2 separate regions of the Mus musculus genome follow, and region 1 is linked to region 2. Evidence: chromatin loops called from intact Hi-C (ENCODE). Cell type or tissue: gastrocnemius. All regions are shown on one strand. Links, peaks and the distances in the headings refer to the core of each region. The heading gives the core; the rest is flanking DNA.

Evidence for each region. Hi-C counts contacts between places; a loop is a spot of excess contacts. Peaks named below come from ENCODE experiments on the same cell type or tissue, not always from the same donor. Only the 100,000 strongest peaks of a DNase experiment are listed, where the experiment ranks them.
Region 1: it touches region 2 in a loop (4-fold over the local background); 4 of 42 quality-filtered maps call a loop at or near these places.

Annotation. Positions count from the first base shown.
Region 1 is chr11:20,109,797-20,115,167 of GRCm38, forward strand. It overlaps Actr2 (ARP2 actin-related protein 2), which reads right to left and starts at 3,155. Exons shown (of 9, transcript NM_146243.2): 1 at 3,009-3,155. The coding sequence starts at 3,056. In gastrocnemius, for the core only: no CTCF peak of the experiment used is centred there; DNase peaks (open chromatin) are centred at 2,718 and 3,176; H3K4me3 peaks cover 2,861 bases; H3K27ac peaks cover 2,757 bases.
Region 2 is chr11:19,917,445-19,922,815 of GRCm38, forward strand. No RefSeq gene overlaps it. Among named protein-coding and RNA genes, the nearest start is that of Spred2, 4.3 kb to the right of the region's middle. In gastrocnemius, for the core only: a CTCF peak has its summit at 3,138; DNase peaks (open chromatin) are centred at 339, 2,283, 2,884 and 3,087; H3K4me3 peaks cover 1,657 bases; H3K27ac peaks cover 2,091 bases.

The DNA.
Region 1 (5,371 bases), core at 292-5,291, 190 kb after region 2:
AATTTCTTGGGGCTGAAGAGATGTGGTTAAGAGCATTTGCTTTTGCAAAGGATCCAGCATCCAGTCCCAGTACCCACGTGGTACCTCAAAATCATCTCTAAGTTCAGTACCAGAGGATTAACCTCCCTTGGGCCACCAGGCACGCATGTGGTATACATACATATATGCAGGCAAAACACCTATACATATAAAAATATAACAAATCTTTACCTTTTTTCTTTAATTTTAACTTTTCAGGGCTGGGGGTACACCTCAGAAAGAACGTTTATCTTCCAAATCCTTGGATATAATCCTTAGCATCATAAAAAACAAACCAATCTACCTTCTTAAATAGCTCACATTTTAAAATCTAAAGTATACAAAAGGTAAATGAAACCACCATTTAATTAAGGATTTAAGATGCTTCTGTATCTACCTCCCATGAAATTACAAGTACGTACATTTGATAGTACAGTGCTGGGGATGGACCCTCCAGTTCCTCAAGCATCAGGCAAGCACTCTACTAACTGAGCTCCACTCCAGCCCCCATGAGTGTGTGACTAGATGGTAAGTATATTCATATGTCAGAGTGGGGGAGACTGTATGCTATGGTGCACATCTGGAAATCAGAGGACAACTTCAAGTGCTGGTCCTCATCTTTCACCTGTCCTTTGCTGTCCACTGCTGCATACAGCTCTAGCTTGCCCAAAAACTTCCTGGGGTTCTCCTTTCTCTGTCTCCCACCTTGTGGTGGAAGCACTGGTGTTACAGTGCCAGCTCCACTCCACGTGGGTCCTGGAGATTCAGTCAGGTGCTTATCCACTGAGCCATCTCCCCAACCCCTTTTCTATTACTGTTTTAAAAAATCAAGTCTTAATGTCTTCTCTAATATTTAATTGTAAAGGCATCATTATAACTTCAGGTACCTAAGTAAAACTAAGATGAACAAAGAAGAATAAATAGTTAAGAAACAACCCAAAATCTAAGTAGCTATTAGTCGTCAAGTTTTCTTAAAAGACATCACAATATTCCTAACTGCGTTACGATTTAAATCAGAACTAGCTGATGTATATGAGGATCCGACTATTTCATTCACAGTCAAACATATCTACAAAAAAAGTGAATAAAGTTTATAAATAATTACAAAAATAGATATAAAACTTTTTTCTCTGTGTATCCTTGGCTGTCCTGGAACTCACTTTGTAGATCAGGCTGGCCTCGAACTCAGAAATCCGCCTGCCTCTGCCTCCCAAGTGCTGGAATTAAAGGGGCGCGCCACCACACCTGGCATAAAACTTTTTTTAAAATCATCTCCTTTCACTTATGCCATAGTAGCTGATCTTTTTATCCTAAGAAACAGATTTAAAAAAAAAAAAATAAAAATGGATGGAGTCTCCCTATGTAGCCATGGGGATTTGCCGGTTTCTGCCTCCCAAGTGTTGGCATAAAAGATGTATGCCATCACTTCAGCCCTTTTTAAAACACTTTTAAGACACTGTTACTTTAAGTGTTATGTCTGTTTACTTGAGTGTTTGTATATGTATCACATGTATGCCTAGTACCCACAGAGGCCAGAAAAGAGCACTGAATACACTTGAACTAGAATTACAGAATAGCTGTGAGCTGCCACACAGATGTTAGGCATCAAACTTGGGTTCTCAGCAAGAACAACCAGTGCTCCTAACTGCTGAGACGTCTCTTTGGTAGTAAGATACTTTTTTTTTTTAATAAGTACTTTTATAAGAATTTCTGAAAAGTTTAGCATTTATAATTTAGCTTAAATATAGTGTAACAATACAGGCTTTGCTTTAAAAACCTTTTTCCTGATAATTTAGAAGCTTTATAAAATTGTACCATTTCCCTCACTGCTTTATCCTTTATCTCAAAAAATGAGATGCATTTTATGTATCCCTTCATGAAGTCTGCAAATATAAATATCTCTAATGAGCACATAAATGGGGTTGCTTAAAAACCTTTAAGTTACTGAATCTTAGGGCTGTTACCACAGCAGTGGTATGGATGTCCCTTTGTATTGTTACCTATCCTATTCTAGCCCAGATTTAGCTTAAATGAAGCTAGTACAATAATTGTCAAAGTTTGTAACAAATTCAACCAAGGGCACTATAATGGCAGTGAATACCAGCTCCTTCCCCTTTCAACAATCTGGCTTCAAAGGTGTAATTCAAGTAAAATCTATTTTAATTTGTGTGTCGTCTCTGTGGCAGAGAGGAGAAAAGTCACAAAATGTTGCAAATCGCTAAAGGAGTCAGAAACAGTTGCATCTTCAAAACTGGAACTTTGATGCTCCACCCTTTTAACTGGGGATAGAAAGAAACCAGTTGCAACGAGTTTTCTGAATCAGAACTTTAGGCTTATTTTGACATTTTTAGCATCTTCAAGACTAACGTGTCTATCCTGTACTTAACAGAAAAAAAAAATGAAGCAGAGGAGGAACCAGAAATGATCCAACTTCCCACTAGAATTTACTTGAGAGGTCCTAGGTCTATAATAGGGCGGCATGCAAAGCAAGAGGTGAAGCAGGAGCTGCTGACCATCCCCCTCTCTCAAAACCACAGACGACAAGGACAGCCCACACGCTCTCCCGGGGCAGACTCCAGCCGCGGCCCGGGGCCTGACAGCACTTCCTCTTTTCTCTGCGGAACCCGTTTCCTGCCTCGCATTCGGCATCTTTCGCTACACAGGAAGAGGAAGGCCGCTAGGTCTTGTATGGACGAACACAGGCGAGCCTCGGAAATGGAGACCTCCTCGCCACCGAGGGACAGGGCCTCTCACCGTCTAGACCCATCTCTCGGCACGCCGGCGGATGCTTGCGAGCGCGCGGGGACAGGTTCCGCCGCCTTCGGGTGCAGCGCGGGTAGCCTAGCTCCGGGCCACCGGCTCCGGGCCGGCCGGCGCCCCCCGAGAGCTCGCCCGCCCGCGCGCCTGCCCGCGCCCCCGAAGCCCAGCCGCGCAGCCGAGGGGCCCGCGCGCACCCCGCACACACACGCGGCCGCCCCGCCGGGCCTTACCCCAGTGCCGTTGTCGCACACCACCACCTTCCTGCCCTGGCTGTCCATGGTTCGTCCTGGTGAGCCGCCGCCCGGCCTGGCCTGCTTCCTCCTCCACACGGCCCCGCCCTCGGCCCGCCGCTCCGCCCAAACCGGAAGTCCCCGCCCGGCAGCCGTTCCAAGAGGGCGGTGCAGAGAGAGAAAAGAAGAGCGGGGACTGGCAGCCGAGAAGGCCAATGAGAGCTGTCCGGCGCGGACCCGGGCGCGCCCTCTCGCCTCGTTCTGCTTCCGGGGCTGCGCTTGGCTGGTGGGGCGGCGGCTCTGACCAAGTTGTCTCGGGACCTAGGGCGCGGCCGGGCCGGCTGTACAGGAGGCAGGCAGGTGAAGGCCGGAGGGTGTGTGGCGGGACGGCAGTGGAGAAGGGTGGAGCAGCCGGCTAGGAAGACCGAAAGCCACCTGGAGGTCCCGAGGCATGATGTGTCATTGCTCCTAGGCCTGGGTGGATACACCTACAAGTTTCAAACCTCCGGTTTATTCCACACCTCCAGTTGCATGCAGCCCTAGGAGCCTGGCGGGATGCTTTCGTTTCTTTCTGCTTCACCACTTCCCTCTTTGATTTTCTCAAACAGGAACTCACCATGTTGCCAAATGCAGACTTTAAAATTGAGGTCCTCTGTAACCTCCCTTGGAAACAGGGACAAGTGTTACACGCACCTCTTTAAGAAATTGAATATGCACCCGGGCACTGTTGGCGTTCGCCTTTAATCCCAGCACTTGGGAGGCAGAAGCAGACGGATTTCTAAGTTGGAGGCCAGCCTGGTCTACATAGCAAGTTTCAGGTCAGCCAGAGCTATAAAGTGAAACCCTGTCAAAAAAGAAAGATAATGCTTTCACTTAGCGCATAGTGGTGAACTTGCTTTCAATCCCAGCACACAAGTAGAGGCAGTTGGATTTCTGTGAATTCCTGGCCAGCCTGGTCTATTTACAGAGCTAGTTCTAAGACAGCCAAGGCTACAACAAAGAAACCCTTTCTCGAAAACAAAGAACAAAACTCTTTCCTTTAATTTTAGTTTAGTTTTGTTTTCTGAGACAGGGTCGCATTGTCTATCCTTGTGTTAAAACTAAGAATATTAAGTTAAAAAGACCAAATCCATGATTGTCCAATTGGAGCAATTTTGGGGTACACCAGGACTGGCCAACCACCTGTCTCACCGCTGCCGGTCGCTTGAGGTCCGTTTTATGGGCGAGATGTGAGCGAATTGTTAGATACAGTGAAAGGGAAGAGTCAAGGGTCAGAGTATATGTCATGTGAATCCCAAGTTTAGCTAGGCTGAAAACTTGTTTTGCAGTTTACATCAGACCTAAGAAACAGAAACTTATTCTTTTTTGTTTGTTTGCTTTTGTTTGTTTGGTTGGTTTTTTTTTGTTTTTCGAGACAGGGTTTCTCTGTATAGCCCTGGCTGTCCTGGAACTCACTTTGTAGACCAGGCTGGCCTCGAACTCAGAAATCCGCCTGCCTCTGCCTCCCAAGTGCTGGGATTAAAGGCGTGCGCTACCACGCCCGGCTTCGAGTGTATTTGCTTTTATTGTACATTTTTTTTCTAAACTCTTTGGCACAGTTTTCTGGGGGCATTCCGACTGCCACAATACAAGTCAGGAGAGAGCTTGTTTATGATGCCAATTTCAAGCATTTAAATTTTGGTTTGGGTTGTGGCTTTTTCTGTCTTTGAAGTCTGCATTTACTTTGTAACAACTGTACTTTTATATTTCTATATCCTCTAACTCCAGAACTTCAGTTAGTTTATGAAATGCAACATCAAACCCCTTTGTTTTCTGGGAAAAAGAAACTGCAATGACTTGAAGTTGAGAATGTGGGTACCGCCTCACTCACACACACTCATTCTCAGACTGTGAAATCCCCCACGCGCCTTCTCAAGGGCACATAGACAGTACCAAGTGCTACGGTACAGTGAAGGTGGGCTCAAGACCCGGGCTCCATCTTTCTCCTCAGTAGCAGGGGCCAGGCTGCCTTTCACAACACAGCCCCACAGGTGAACCCAGGTCCTCCTCTCCCAAATCAGTCACCCATTCGGCACCGGCCAAGACAGGAAAGCTAGTTCTAGCCTTCCCTGGGAAGAGACAGCTTTTTTGTTTTTCATAAGTAAGTAAATCCATTGTTTCTCTATTCCAAGATGGCTGATGTTATGTTTTCTACAAACTCAGTGCTTACTTAGCTCATGTCTAACAGGGCTGCTGCTGTTGGCTGTGGCAGGATTTTCAGTGTGGTGTTTTCAAGCCTCACTCATCCTCCCATTCCCAAACATTCAGCATTCGTGCACACTCCTCACTTCCGGGTTTTTTCAAAAGATTGGAGATTTCCAGTG
Region 2 (5,371 bases), core at 168-5,167:
CTGAAAATGTTAGGTACCGAGCAGGATCCAATTGGTGACTTTTTTCAGCTGGTCACTTGAACCCCCTACGGAGTGGCAGACAGCCAGGTTATCTTAGAAACAGCCTGAACAGGGATAGGCATTAGCTGTTATTTTAGGAGCCCCACTGTTCTTTGTCACTGGGCTGTGACCAAGCCTGCCTGAATGCACCCTGCTTGGCCTGCCCACCCATAACGCAGCCTTCTGGGAAGGGGGCTGGGGATCGGTTCCTTCCTTCCATGCAAACTGCTTTACTCAGTAACACCCTGCAGCTACCTGCACTCAGGAAGGGGAGCTAGGATCTAGTCACAAAATGTTCTTTCATTCCAACGGTCACCGGCTCAGATGCCCCCTGGGGCCAGCAGACTGTGCAGCTTCTACTCAACAAGCTACCAACCGGAGCTTGGTGCACAGACTGGCCAAAGCCTTTCTTCCTATTTTTTCCCTCTCCAGGAGGAACCAATGATCTCAAGTTTTATATAGAATATTCTGGTTTTAGGCTCAGTTTTCAGTTTTACTTAGGAAAAAGAAAGAAAGAAAGAAAGAAAGAAAGAAAGAAAGAAAGAAAGAAAGAAAGGAAGAAAGGCAGTCAAAACCAACCTTGTCTGAGAGTCTTCTTATGCTGCCCAAGGGCTGTCAGTTTGTGACTTTGGTTTGATTCACTAATCCCAGAACAATGGGTGCCACTTGCCCTACATTTGCATAACTAAAATCGACCTGGCAAGGATTTGGGACTGAACAAAGATTAGTTGTGACTTGGTTAAGGAAGGTTCATGACTTCAAAATAAAAAATCAAACCTTTGGCTTGGACCTTGTGGCTGCCCTGACCAGTTCCTGTCTCTAACCCCCGTGTGCACCTCAGAACTTTTATGCTCATCTGACTCTCTCTCCCTTTACCTCTTGTTCCAGTTATCTATCCACAACCGTGGCATCACACTATCTGCCAAGATTTGACTCAAACCTCCCAGCCTCTGGGGAGCCTTTCTCTGACCTTAGCTTACTCTGGTGCTTACCCCACTCATACAAACACCAGCCATTGGCCACAAATCCTAACCTGTTTAGATGCCTGACACACACAACCCAAACCCCAGAAGGCAGGAAGTTCGTGTGCCTTGGCATCCCCGTGGCTTCATAGAATACCCTGGACCTTAAGCAGCTATGAAAAATAATTGCCTTCACCATGGCCTCCCACCCACTAAAAACCCACGTGTGAAAGAAGCTGCAGCAAGGAATGATGGGAAACAGTGGCAGCCCAGCTACTCGGGAGGTTGAGAGAGAAGGGTGGTGAGGATCGGACCAGCCAGCTCTGCAAGCCAGGCTCCTCTCCTTGGCCTTCGTCTTTCCTTTGTTTAAGTCATAATGTGTGAAGAGAAACTACAGACGTGGCTAGGTGGTAGAATGCTGGCCCAGCAGCTGGACCTCGGTTCAGTCTTCACAAATATACTGGCTCATATGAGCAAAAAGGAAATCTAGTTGAGCTCAGAAGTGGTGGTGTGTGCGCGTAATTCCAGCATTCATGAGGCAGAACCACGACAGAGAGAGGGGGTAGGGGTTGGGGGGAGAGAAAGAAATGATGTCCTAAATTTTAGGACTAATTTTTCTAGGCCTATGTGGTGGTGCACGCCTTTAAGCCCAACACTCAGAAGGCAAAAGCAGACTGACTTGAAGGCCAACTAGGGCTATAGAGACTGCTAAAACGGGGGGTGGGGGGGTGGGGGTGGGGTGGGGGGGTGCGGCGGTGGCAAAGGATTCCTTCACATGCTTGTTAAATACACACACACACACAAGCAAGATTTAAAATTCATTTAACTACGGACATGGCTCCAGCTTCAGTTGCTGCAGTTTCTGAATTAATTAGTCTTCATTCATTTGTTTTGTCTCCTCTGAGAAAACCTTAAGGACTCCCGTGTCTCTCACCGTGTAGGTGAAGATGATCTTGAGGTTACAGGCCGGATTAATGAGGGGCTGCAGAGTCGAACCTAGGGCTTCATGCGCAATAAAAGCTACAATGCACCCTACTAACTGGGCCACGTACCCAGCCTGACTCAGAAATTCTGATCCTCCGCAAGATTAGGGGAGGACCCCTCTCTGTCTCCTCTCCTCCTCTCGGTCTGACTCTCTGCCAGGATCCAATTTGCAATCCACTTGCTTCCTGTTAAAGAGTTCAGGAGTGCACCCCAAGGTCAGCCTTCTCCATCTTTCCTGGAGTGGGTGGGGGAAGGGCTAGAATTGGGTAGTAACTTGCCAGAAACAGCTCTTCCCACCGAGCTGCGGCTAGCTAGAAGGTGAGCTGCCACAGACGAAAAGACCCTTTGCATAGCCCATTCTTAAACTGGCTGAGGCTTGTACAGTTGTAAACTGAAACTTGGGGCAAACCCTGGCGGTTACATTTTTTACACAAAGAATGCTTCCTTCTTCGCTCCGTCGATTACTTCCTGCATTCTGACTCTGCTGAGCAAATGCATACCCGAGCCTTTGGTGAGCTGCTGAGCACGGTCGAGCCACCCTCCTACCTGAAGTGGCGACCGCAGTAGCAGCGGGCTTGGCGTTTCATTCATAATACTTGCACCAGCGTGGAGGGAGGCGGGGCGGGGGCCTTTCGTCTGTTTAATAAAATCCCGGCCATGCAACCGAAAGGGAAAATGATCCCGGAGTATGCTGCCCGGGGGATGAGCCCTGCACCGCCGCCCTTGGCTAATTATACCGGAGATTGTGCAATGGGCCCGAGCCATTCACCCTGCAGGGCCGCGGCGCCTCTCACTACGTCTGCACAGTCCTCGGCTCCCTTGGCACAGCGGGTACCCGCGGCTGCTCGCCCGAGCATAGTGATGCAGGCGCTGCAGCGGCCCGGGCGCGGCCGGAAGGAACTGATAAACCGGCGCGCGAGTGGCACCCCTCCCCCGCGTCGGAAGTGTCCTCGAGCGCCGGTCATTGAGAAATACTGAAGGGGCAGAGTGGGGTGAGGCGAGGACAGCCCTGAGGCCGCGGCTCCTGGCCTGTGATCCCACGCGCAGCCGGCTGTCCGGCCGCCTAAGTGCGGGTTCCGCACTGCGCCCCACAGGGCCGCCGGCTCGAAAAGCAGGAGCTGCCCCGCTGCAGAGCCTGCAGATCCGGCCGCCGAGGGGCGCTCCGGGCTTTCCCACAGCCCCTGGGAAAGGAAAGAGCTACGGGGCCTCCCCTGCCCAGCCTGTGGAGTTAAGAGGCAGGCAACTGTGCTGGGTTTCCGTGAAGTTGTGAGCAGATCGATAGTACTTTTGAAGTTTTAAGATCTTACTGAGTAAACACTTTATTTTAAAAGACTCAAGTCTCAAGTAGTTCAAATTGGCCTGGAACTCAATGACCTTGAACTTCTGACCCTTCTGCCTCCTGAGATAAAAGATTGTGCCACCGTAGTCTTGTATCAAAAAACAAAACAAAATAAAACAAACAAACAAAAATCCCAAATTCTCTGGGTTTGTTGTTGTTTTGTGACTTGTGTTTTATTTTTTAGTCAGGGTCTCACTCTAGCCCACATTAGCCTGGAACTGTGTACTCCAACGGACAGTGATTATTTTGTCTCAGTCTCTCGAGTCTACCGTGCCCCGATTGATGGTTATAATGCTTCTGAATTGAAATCTAAATCTAAGATTGGGACAAACTAATATTTTTTTTTTTTTTTTTTTGGTTTTTCGAGACAGGGTTTCTCTGTGTAGCCCTGGCTGTCCTGGAACTCACTTTGTAGACCAGGCTGGCCTCAAACTCAGAAATCCACCTGCCTCTGCCTCCCAAGTACTGGGATTAAAGGCTTGCGCCACCACGCCCTGCTTACTTATTTTCGAATGTCTACGATTTTTTTTTTTTTGAGAAAGGACATGATTTTATTATAGTTTGTGGGGGTAACAGAATAAGAAAAAATAAGACATCAGTGGGACAAATCAAAACAAATAAATCCCGAGACGTTACAACAAACTCTAGAAATAGATCGGTGTGATCCAAGTAATTCATTAGACACTTCCGTTATTGTTCTTTGGGAGTCATCCACCTTGCTTTTCAATCTGAAAGTTGTCAGACCACAGAAGTGACTAGTAAGCCCTGTGGAATTTTCCTGTCTCCATCTCTTCAACAATGGGATTATAATTGCAGGCCATCAAATGTGGGTGCTAAAGAAGGAGCATAGGCCCTCGGATGACAAGTAAGCCTCATACTAACCTATCTCCTAGCTCTGAATGGGTCTGCTTTTTGTTTGTTTTATGTTTATTTTCTTTTATGTGTATGGGTATCTTGCCTGTATGTATAACTATGTATGCATTGCTTGGGTACCTCATGCTCTTGGAGTCCAGAAGACAATGTCAGATCTTTGGAACTAGAGTTATAGAAGGTTGTGAGCAGACATATGGGTGCTGCAAATCATACCTGGGTCCTCTGAAAGAACAACCAGTGCTCTTAACCACTAAGCAACTCTACAGCTTACCCAACCCCCAGTCTTTTTTTTTTTTTTTAAACCAAGGTCTCAATATTTAGCCCTAGCTGTCCTAGAACTCTTTCTGTAGACTAATATAGCTTTGAACTCAAGAGATCTACCTGCCTCTACCTTCAGACTGCCAAGATTAATGGTGTCTACCACCACACCCAGTATGTCTCACTTTCTTCACGGCCTACAAACAAACAAACAAACAAACAACAAAAAAAAACAAAACAGAAACAAGCAAACAAATAAAAATACCCCCCAAATCAAACAAACAAAAAATGAAGAAAGATAAGGTTTGCTTTGTTTATTCCTGTAAAAGTTGAAGAATTAACAGAGACCTCACTGTCAGGACCTCAGGTCTTCTAAGAGAAAACCAAAATGCAGGTCTCGAGGTTTGGCGTCCTTACCACTACTTGTCATGAGCACTCAGAATCCAGTGTTGAACCTCAATGTGTATCCACAAAGATCATGGTTGTGGAAAGCATGAAACCACTGGTTTCTACTTGACTCAAAGGTGAAACTCTTATTTTTCAAGCCCCCGTGGAACTCTCAATACACACAGACCTCTAAGAGGGCTACTTTTGTTTTGTGTATGGGTTTTGTTTTAGTTGTTGCTGATTATCATCATCATCATCACCACGACCACTACTTTGATTCAGGGTCTTAATCATGTAGTCTGGTTGGCATGGAACTCATTATATAGGCCAGACTGGCCTCAAACTCACAGAGATCCACCCACCTTTTTGCTTCTAGAATACTAGAATTACGGACATGATCCACTATGCCCGGCTGTTTTGTTTTTGTTTTGTTTGTTTTTTGTTTGTGGTTTTGTTTGAGACTGGATTTTGCTTACTAGCTATGTCTAGCCTAGGATTCTACTTGTAGACCAGGCTGGACTTGAACTAC